3 separate regions of the Homo sapiens genome follow, and all the other regions are linked to region 2. The links are chromatin contacts, found by Hi-C or POLR2A ChIA-PET in ENCODE. All regions are on one chromosome and are shown on one strand. The core of a region is the stretch at or near the end of the contact, and the rest is flanking DNA. Distances in the headings are between cores, read along the strand shown. Region 1 holds the start of SLFN12 (schlafen family member 12). Region 2 holds the start of ZNF830 (zinc finger protein 830). Region 3 holds the start of SLFN5 (schlafen family member 5).

What was found. A loop is a pair of places that touch in the nucleus more often than their neighbours do. ChIA-PET counts read pairs that join two places held with the same protein, here RNA polymerase II (POLR2A). Pooled maps may share reads with other maps.
Region 1: a loop to region 2 is called in a pooled map, with 11 times the contacts of the local background. The contact joins the promoter of SLFN12 here to the promoter of ZNF830 in region 2. A Hi-C loop is called at or near these places in 8 of 50 pooled maps.
Region 3: a map of ascending aorta shows a loop between it and region 2 (10-fold over the local background). The contact joins the promoter of SLFN5 here to the promoter of ZNF830 in region 2. A Hi-C loop is called at or near these places in 6 of 168 maps with a recorded cell type or tissue (B cell, ascending aorta, endothelial cell of umbilical vein and 2 more), 7 of 37 single-sample maps with no recorded cell type and 23 of 50 pooled maps. POLR2A ChIA-PET finds 5 or more read pairs at or near these places in 2 of 52 experiments (HEK293T and Panc1).

Annotation. Positions count from the first base shown.
Region 1 is chr17:35,430,742-35,433,864 of GRCh38, reverse strand. It overlaps SLFN12 (schlafen family member 12), which reads left to right and starts at 1,365. Exons shown (of 4, transcript NM_018042.5): 1 at 1,365-1,677. RefSeq lists enhancers at 1-3, 1-193, 1,014-1,233, 162-1,361, 730-1,455.
Region 2 is chr17:34,959,650-34,962,953 of GRCh38, reverse strand. ZNF830 (zinc finger protein 830) reads right to left here and starts at 1,414. Exons shown (of 1, transcript NM_052857.4): 1 at 1-1,414. The coding sequence starts at 1,387. The coding sequence ends at 269. CCT6B (chaperonin containing TCP1 subunit 6B) reads left to right here and starts at 1,494. Exons shown (of 14, transcript NM_006584.4): 1 at 1,494-1,697; 2 at 3,304. The coding sequence starts at 1,561. RefSeq lists enhancers at 1,121-1,370, 1,451-1,530, 1,581-1,800, 1,901-1,950 and a silencer at 1,670-1,964.
Region 3 is chr17:35,241,226-35,244,321 of GRCh38, reverse strand. It overlaps SLFN5 (schlafen family member 5), which reads right to left and starts at 1,250. Exons shown (of 5, transcript NM_144975.4): 1 at 1,179-1,250. It overlaps LOC105371932, which reads left to right and starts at 171. Exons shown (of 4, transcript XM_047437262.1): 1 at 171-211; 2 at 1,103-1,400; 3 at 1,497-1,696; 4 at 2,352-3,096. The coding sequence starts at 171. The coding sequence ends at 2,799. RefSeq lists enhancers at 207-835, 809-918, 1,439-1,498.

The sequences.
Region 1 (3,123 bases), core at 116-2,615, 470 kb before region 2:
CTTAAGATTTTAGAATAGGCAGTAGGCAGTTAATGCAGTCCAGAGTGGGGTAGGTGGAGCTTGCGGAGAAGGAGCAACTCAGACTTGCACATTCCCCTGTGATGAGTCATCGTGGCCTGTGTGCATTTCAAAAGCTATGTACTGAGACACCAATTCTTAGACAAGTTAGCAGGAAAAACATGTATTACCATAATTATCATAATAAGGGGGCTAAAGGAAAGCAAAGTGGCAGGAGGACTGTATCCGGCCAGACTAGCCTTTGGAGCATCCCAATAAAGGAATCTCCCAAATGGCCCCAAGATGCTCCCTACACTGCCAGGGGTAGGTATTTGAATCTGTCTGTCCTGGAGCAATCCGCTCCTTGCACCTTTGTCCTCTCCTGTCCATCCACAGCTGCCCTGGCCTGGTTCCTGGGGGCAACCGTGCTTTTAAGCAAGGGGGCAGCAGTGCTGCTCTGGGAATGCGAGTACAGCTGGAAAGGTTGAGTCACCCCTTTAGGGGCATGGTAAGAATGCCTGGTATTTCTTCAATTTTGATGAACCAAAATAGTGACAATTGCCCAAAGGCGCAGAGTCGATAATAAAGAGTGCGGACACTTCCGGAGCGCCAGCTGCCCAATAGAAATGCAGGCCACGCTGGGGAAGTGTGGAGCCGCAGCCCAGGATGGGGAGGGCCGGAAAACAGAAAAGGATTCGCGTTCTTTTTACTCTGTGGAGAGTGAGCCCGCGGACTGTAGCCTGGGCCTCGCCAAGTTCCTTTGTTCTTTGTTTTCTTTAAATTACCTTTTTTCTTTTTGTCTTAAAAAATACACATGGGTGAAAAAGAAACGAGAGCTCCCTAGAGATCACTCAGAGCTGTTTTCGTGGGTTTTTAACTTCCAGTTGCTCAAGGGTCCACGCTGGCATCTGGGGTGTGCTCGCACCTGCGAAGAATCCAGCTTCTAGGGAGCACCGCGAGCTGGTAAGTTGGTCCTGCTCCATCGCTAAACCTTCCAGCCTTAGTTTTTCATTTCTGGGGAGTCTGCTGGCTCGGGAGGAGGTGGGGCACTGGTAACACAACCCCACCACTCCCGGGAAGATCCCCGCACCCCCATCCCGGTCTGCTTTCTCTCCCTTCTGAAGCAGGAGAATAAGGGTCTGGAGGAAAATCCCAACTTTCCACAAACTTCCTTTGTAGCCCCTCCTTTTCTACATGGCAGATGAAAAACTGAAAATACCTCTGATTGGTCCCCTCCCGCAACCAATCAGACTGGTCTCCAGGGCCAAGTCTTCATGTGCATAGGAATGTAACTTTGTAACTTCGCTTTCTGCGTCCAATCAGATGTTTTCATAGGGCATAACTTTGTAACTTCACTTCAGCCTCCCATTGATCGCTTTCTGCAACCATTCAGACTGATCTCGGGCTCCTATTTCATTTACATTGTGTGCACACCAAGTAACCAGTGGGAAAACTTTAGAGGGTACTTAAACCCCAGAAAATTCTGAAACCGGGCTCTTGAGCCGCTATCCTCGGGCCTGCTCCCACCCTGTGGAGTGCACTTTCGTTTTCAATAAATCTCTGCTTTTGTTGCTTCATTCTTTCCTTGCTTTGTTTGTGTGTTTGTCCAGTTCTTTGTTCAACACGCCAAGAACCTGGACACTCTTCACTGGTAACATATTTTGGCAAGCCAACCAGGAGGTAAGCCCAAAGTCTGGGATTTATTTTTCTCCTTTCCCTTTTCCTTTCTGCTCCATACAGGTAAATCTCTCTCTTTCTCTTTTCCTTTCCAACGTGGGATCCTTGGTGGGTAGCGCCTAGACACGGAGGCGACTGCAGGTTTCTGGCCGGGGGCTACTCTCCAGTGCTGCCTTGAAGGCCAAGGAGTGAATGGGGATAGTTGCCCTGCCCAGAAGCGGGAAGGGCTCTTTTCTGTCTTTTCTGGTTGTGGTCCCTGATCCCTATGTGTGACGCAGCTTCTCCAGGGCGAACTCACACGTGTTTCAGGTGACTTAAACCTTCTTTCCTTATGTTAAATTCTTCCCTTCCCCTACTCTACTGGCTAAGGTTAAAAGAAACCCACCTAGCCTCCATTTCATATCATTAAAGTTCATGACTATCACTCTAGTGGAATGGGAACCATGGGAAAGCATGGCCTTATCAAATTATAAGGATGCTAGAAGTCAAGGCCTTCATCCAGAGACAAAAGGAAAGCTCACAGTAGGCCATCCCCTCTGGAGGGAAAACATGTAAAGTGGCACTGGTGACCACCTAAGGTCAGAGACGTCTGACGCTCTAAGATTGGACCCTAAAGGGGGATGCTCTGGAGGATCCTTTGGACCTCAGCCTCTCCAAGGGGGTTCCTTTGGTAGAGGTTCTTAGGCCTAGTACTAAGCCCTCCTTAGAATTTTCTCTTCCGGTTGCAGTAGTGTTTGGCCTCAATATTGTTTGGAATCTGGAGTTTGCTGTTGAATGGTAAAGTGGGATGGAGTTGCATGTATGCAGGCTCTTGTGCTGCTGTTCTAAGCAGGGTTGTGTCGGGTTAAAGTGTGATGTTCTCCTTTGGTGCTGTTTGGCCTCAGCGTTCTTTGAAGTGCGAGGAAGTTTGACCTTTAAAAATCAAACTGCCATGGAAACCGCTGACTTATAAATTGCTAAAGTTGTTTATAACCAATGTTTGGTTTCTCAAATCCATATTCCTGGGAAGACAATCAAAGCTTCAGGTACATTTGGCTACCCGATGGGCCATTTAAACATTTACAAAGGGATTTTATTCAATGTCACTTTCAATGCATGTTTTCTTGTTGTATAAAAGCTTTTCCCATGATTATGCTACAGTGTATTTTCACCAGGTAAAGAAAGCTTTTTATGGTTCACTGAGAACAATCAACCCCTTCACAACCTAGAACCCATAGGATAGATGTTCTCAGAACATCTACTGTAAAGGCCATAGTTACACAACAGACTTTAAATTCTTTTGTGAAAGTTATGATAGAATTGGCTGAACAGAGAAGTATCTGTGCAGCTGCTGGCACTTAGAGTCTATGGAGAAATACATTAAATGAAGATTAAGAGATTCAGTTGTAGGGGATTAATGAGGAGATTGTTTACTTAAGTTGGTAGATTCTTTATTTAGTTCATTATTTG
Region 2 (3,304 bases), core at 165-2,664:
ACAACGAAATTATACAGTTAAGTCTGTCGTGGAAATGTTGGCATTTTGGTATATAACACTTCAGAAATTTCAAAAACAACTTTACCTCAAAAACATGTTACACAAATTTTCCAAAGTGCTGTAGCTCACTGGCTCATTTTATCTCAACAATCCAGTTTAGCAATCCAGGTACCCAAATCTTGAGGCATGAAGTAACCGCTATACTACTGAGAGACAGCACTTTTTATACAACAGCAGAGGCTGTTAGAAACCTTGGGTCTTTAAAACCCTATAACAATGCCCCTTTCACCCTCCAATCCTGAGACAACAAATCCTGTAGTTCCCCCTCATCATCGCTGTCAGCATTCTCTTCTTCCTTTTTCTGCAGTTCTTTTATGGTCAGGATTTCTTTAAGTTTATTTTTTATTTCATCCTGGCGATTCCGTAGCTTTTCCACCCGTCGGTAACACTCTATCTGCTCATCGATCTCCCCAATCTGGCGGTCCAACCGTCCCTCCTCATCCTCTTCGGCAACTATGGCTTCGGAAATAGTGTTGACCTGCCTCATGGCTTTTTGGAATTCGTCCCACTCTTTGTCCATCTGATCTTTTGGAGCATCAACCTTTCGTACTCTTGCATCTACCTCAGGGTCGTCAAAAAAACCTTCCGGTAACGCTTCCGCGGTGTTTTCTCTCCTTTCCACCACTTTTTCATGTATTTCTGCTTTCTCAATTGACCCTGAATGAGGAATTATGGGGGCCTTGGGAGGATTAGTACTAAAGAAATCGTTTGGCAGCACACTACTTGTTACCTCCCGTGAAGAGGAAACTGAGTGCTCCTTGCCCTGTGCGTCGGAGAGCGGCTTGCTGGCGTCCCCCCTTTTTCTTTCTCCATCTCCTTCCTCCTCCTCTTCCTCCTCCTCCTCATCTTCATAATCGGGGAGTAAACTGAGTCCTGAAGGCTTACTGGGAGTCGCTCTAATGAACTCCTTTCCTATTTTGTCAAAGTTGGTGGTCCACGCAGATGTGGAGGGCTGTACCTGAGGCACCAAGGTGGCCTTCGCTCTCTTGACATCTTGGTCGTCTGCGTCCGGCGCTTTCCTCTTGACGGAATGAGGCGCTGAACTGGCGGACGAACCCTGGCTGGCTTCCTTCGCGCCTTTCAGCTCGGCCACTTTCTCTCGGTGCTGCTTTCCCAGGACGTGAGTCTGCCACAGGAGCTCGCTCTTAACCGGAGTGTTACACAGGGCACAACTCAGCTGCCCCAAACGGTTGTACTTCGCGAATGGAGATTCTATCCGTTTCCGACTGGTGCTCAGACGCTGCTTCTCCTTCATTAACCGCCGCAATTCTTCCTGATTTATCACTCGCTTCCCTGCCGGAGTCCGGGCGGAGGCGGAGGACGCCATCTTGGCGACCAGACCCAAAACGATTCTGGTTTCCGTCGGGCGAGGCATGATAACGTCACTTCCTGTAAGGGCGATGATTGGCCGAGGCTCAAGAGAGCGTGGCGTCGCATTGCCGTTTTTGCTCAGAATCGCGACTAAGGCTTTTTTTTTTTCTCCCTCTGAACGGTTAGGCTATGGCTGCGATAAAGGCCGTCAACTCCAAGGCTGAGGTGGCGCGGGCCCGGGCAGCTTTGGCTGTCAATATATGCGCCGCCCGAGGGCTGCAGGATGTGCTGCGGACCAACTTGGGTCCTAAAGGCACCATGAAAATGTGAGACAGCGGTTGGAGCGGCCATTACGCGGCTAGGGGCCCGTTGGTGTCCTGTCGCCCTCTGAGGCAGGCGTCCGCGTAGCGCTGTGGATGTTCTTGCGAGCTTGATTTCCCTCATTCTCATCCCTGCTCTGGGGGTATTTCTCGCCTGGTGCAGGTGGAGGAGAAAAGCCTCCCCTAGTAGAGGGCCCCGGGAGTGAAGCTGTGGCGCTTCCCCGACCCCCGACTTGTCGTCAAGGTTCATATGCAGTTAGAAAGTCAGTTAATTTAGTGTCTCATTGGAAACAAAGCATTTAACTCCTCTGCTCCTTAAGACTGTATACCCTTGGTCCATAAATTCAACAAGTAGTTTTGTTTTTTGTATGGCAATGTATTGTAGTGGAGAGGACACAGGCTTTGGAGCCAGGAAGGCATGGGGTCAAATCCAAGTTCTACTTGAATACCCCGTGTCTATGGTTGTTCAGATCTATTCATCTTTTCAGTATATATTAAGCACCCTTTTCTATAGACAAGAGTGAGGAAAAGAGACCAGTGAGGGCAAAAGGGTATAAGAGGAGAGACACATCCTCATAGTAATGAACAAAATAATATTAATGGTAAAATAAGTCACTTAGGTACCAGTTGTTGGGACACAGAAATGATCAAGATAACGGTTTCTGTTCTTAAGGAGATGTGGTAGAGACGGATGTGGTAGAGTAGGATGTGCTAATTATATATAGATGCATATAATTATGCTGAAGAAAGGGACTGATGGCAGAAGGAAAAGCATCTTAAGTAACATGTTTGATCAGTCTTGAAAGAAGAATAAGACTTCACTAGTTGGAAGAGGGAGTAAAGGCCTGGGCAAAGTAATTTCAGGAATAAGAAAGACCAATGGTGCAAATCCAACAGAAACGAAACAAAACATGGTATATTAAGGGAACCAGAAGATTTGCTTGTGGAAAAGTAGATGAGGCAGGGAAGATATTGGGAAAGGTCAAGTATGTCATTGCTGTGTTTGGATTTTAACTTGAAAATGATGGAAAACATAAAAATCATTGGAGGACTTTTGATCAGGGAACTGACTGAATCACGTTGCCTTTTAGAAAGAAAAATGTGTGGAGGGTATATTTAAGTTTGGAGATATCCGGATGCCATCCAAAGTAGAGATGATAACAGTGGAGATGGAGAGAAGGTGGCAGATTCAAGAGATATTTAGGTAGTAGAATTGATAGAACTTGGTGATCTAATAAATGCAGGGATGAGGGAAACTAAGTTGAGTGACTGAATGAATGAAAACATTCACCAAAATTAAAACCTGCAGGAAATTTGCGAATTTGTGCTTTGTAGACTTCCAAGTATTCTTTGACCAAACCACAGTTCGTAACTCATCAAGTGCTTTTATCTTTAAACCTGTAAATAGTCCATTTGGAATGAAATCTCCATAATCTGTCCATCTGGGGAGAAATGATTCTGTGAGCTGCAAATGGTGGTAATTACCATGGCATATTCCCATGGTACAGTGGAAGTTTTCCGAGCCCAGTTCCCTCTATTAAGGATAATGGAGTGGCAAGCACTGGGAATGTCTTCCTACCACATGAAGTTAATATCATTCTTCTCTGAACAGG
Region 3 (3,096 bases), core at 1-2,500, 280 kb before region 2:
GACAAAGGATCCCCTTCTGGTGCAACCGAGCCCCTCAAGATTTCAGCACCCCAACATTTTTAGTGATGAAACCATGAAAATTCCGATGAGGCCCTTGCTTATTTGCATATGTTAACTACCCACTTTTTGCCCAATATTCCTTTTTCTAGCAATATAATTATAAACTGCTGATGCACCGTTTCTTTGTCAAGCAGGAGGATATAGCTTCAGAGTCAAGAAAAAAATTTTGCAGAAGGAATGAATGCCTTTAAGGGCATTGTGACCAGCTGCTGACGCCCAGAAGTCTGGTGGTTCAAGATGTAATCTGAGACGAAGAAAGACTTTTCCCCGAGGTTCCCTGAAATTCCCCCTCCCTTACTTCCTGGTCTCATAAAAACTCCCCACTACTTCTTTTTGTTAGGGTGGATTTGAGAGATCTTGACCTCTTGCCTTCTCGCTTTGGCCAAATGGAATAAATCTTCCTCTGTCTCCAAGCATCTGTGTGTCAGTGTTTGGCATCAACAGCACATCAGGTTCCTGAGCCTGAATTTGGGCTTCGACAACTCGGGCTCCCGGGACACATGCAAGAGGGAAACGGAATCACACCGCAGTCTCAGCCACTGCGGATATGACCAACTAGGGCTCTAGTTAGTCACTGTATGGGGGATACAGGGCTTTGTGGGCTACCCTAGTAGCCTGCCCCTGTTGTTACAGTTTGAAGACTGACGTTCCAAGCCAGGGGCTTATAGGCAAGCCTCTGGAACAAAGCCTCTTGTAATAGACTGGACATTGGCCCTATTTGTCCCCAGGCCACAACCCATTTAACTTCATCCTCGGGAGCCCCGATTTCGTCGTTTTCCCTTAAGTCCTTCGTGCTCCTGAACCGTGGGGAAATGTTGCCAGGTTTGGTTTGCTAAGATGTAGGCTGCGCTGGGTCGGCGCCTCTCCCTCCTCCCCAGCTCGCCCCGCGTTCCGAACCTCCCAGCTCCCGGGTCCTCTGCCACTAGCTGTCGTTGGAGGTGCTCCTGAGTCAACAAACTAAATCTCCCCAGCGGGAAAGACTCTCTCCCGGCAGCGCCCAGACCTGGGGAGCTGCAGTCGCCGCACCTTGTCTTCACCACAGCCCAATAGGAGAACCCGCGCAGACCGGGGGGAGGTTTGGGGAAGGCCTGGGCAAAGAAGCGCGGGGGATTCATTACCCGCTGGGTTCTCCTCGGCAGCGCGTCTCCCTCCGGGAGCAGGCAACGGAGCCTCCCAAGTCCAGAGCAGAGAACCTGACCCGGCGGGATCCCGGGCTTATATCAGCTGAGTTCCGTGACACCTCCCGGGGCGGGACATCGCGCAGGAGACAGACAGAGGTACAGCCCAATCGCATCGTTACGTGGAGCCGGAAGCCCACTCTTGCAACTACAACAGTCTTGGTAAACCTTGGGTGGACTGGGGAGAACTGAGGAGGGGAAGCGCTTTTTTGTTGCTTCTCTGTGTTTTCTATTTTATTTTATTTATTTTATTTTTAGATTTTCAGTTCTTATTTCACCCAGGGAAGGAGACCTGGGTATCCACCCCATGTCCTCCAGAGAACTTCCCTGGCCCCGCTCGGAGTCTTCCTGGGACGCCACAGGCTCGGAGAGCGCTCCGCAGGTTTCTCCCCCGGCGCCTCCAAATCTTTCGATTCCTACTCGAATTACTCCGTCAGCTGCTGGAAGAGGGGCAAGGGGTATGGCGAGACGCGTTGGTACATGGGGCACTGGGGGGAAGGGAAAGCCTCCCTCCTTCTCCTAGTAATTCGAGAATGTTGCGTCCGCCTCCTTTCTTTTGCTGGCGCTAGGGGCTCGGACCAGCACCTGCCAGGCATAGGTGTGGCCACTGGGGCGAAACCTGGCAGGCTCTGGAAACAGCGTTTTACTGACAGGAAAGAGAAACTGTTCTTTGTATTCATCACCCACCGCAGACTTCCTCACGCCCGGGTCTTAGGCGGGGCTGTCAGATTTCAGTGTGTTTCTCTTAATTCTAGTACTAAATTTGTACTGGGCGCTGGCGAAGGGCCTGGCTCCGCCACGCGCGGCCCTCTCGAACTGCCCGTGGGTACGGCGCGCGCTGCTGCCCTGTGTGGCCTGTGCGGGGAACCCGAGGGCCGAAGTGGGCCCCGCCGCAGCACAGGGGGACAAGAGAACCAGGAGCGGGCTGCCTGGGGGCAGATTCGAACCCGTGCTCCCAGCGGATAGAAGTAGCACTTGGGGACTCCTAAAATATTCAGCCCAATCCTGATTCCAGCTGCCCTCTCTAGGCACCTTTCCTCTACCCTTCTTCCAGTTTACAATTCTGGTGAGTAGATGTTTCTCTATCTCTTCTCTTCCAACTCCTGCGCCCAGAGCCAGGAGGACTTCTGGAGCCCGCCCAGCAAGACCCTCTCTCTCCCATCTTCTGCTCAAGGGCTCGAGGTCTCAGTGGACAGAGCTGAAGAAAAGCCGTCTATGGAGCCTGCGCCAGGCGCAGACTGGGTCGTCGCAGTCTGGGTCGTCGCAGTCTGGGCCGGGGCGCTGGAAGTCTTACTCACTTCTCAAGAACCCGCAAGGGATCAGGCCTGACCCTTTGCAAGTGACAGAATCCAAAGCTTTGAGCTCATGGGAAAGTGGCTGGAAAGAAGGTCACTGTAGGGCCGCACAGGTCTCTGGCGAGGCTACCCAAGAACATTTAAATCCCTGCCCAGAGAAGAAGAGGCTCCAGCTGTCCTGCACCTTCCTGGGAACTGGCAGTCCCTCCGCGCAGGGGTTCTGCAGCGACCGGCAGCGCGAGGAGACAAGGATGGTGGCCAGTTAACAGAAAATCAAGGCAGCGGGAAAGGTCTGGAAAACACCACCTACTATCACCTCTGGAGCCTGGGATTATGGGATAAGTTTTCGATTTTTAAATGTATTGTCAAATAGCTAAAGTACACGGAAAGTGCGAAATAATAGTAAATTGAACACCTGTGTATTCACCACACAGCTTAAGCAATAACATTAGCAATATTTGGGTACCCAGCTGGTCTCATTCCCTCATTCCACTTGTCCCCTACTCACCTGATAGCCAGTACAATTTTATGAATTTAAAGTTACTAATTCCCATGCAACTGTT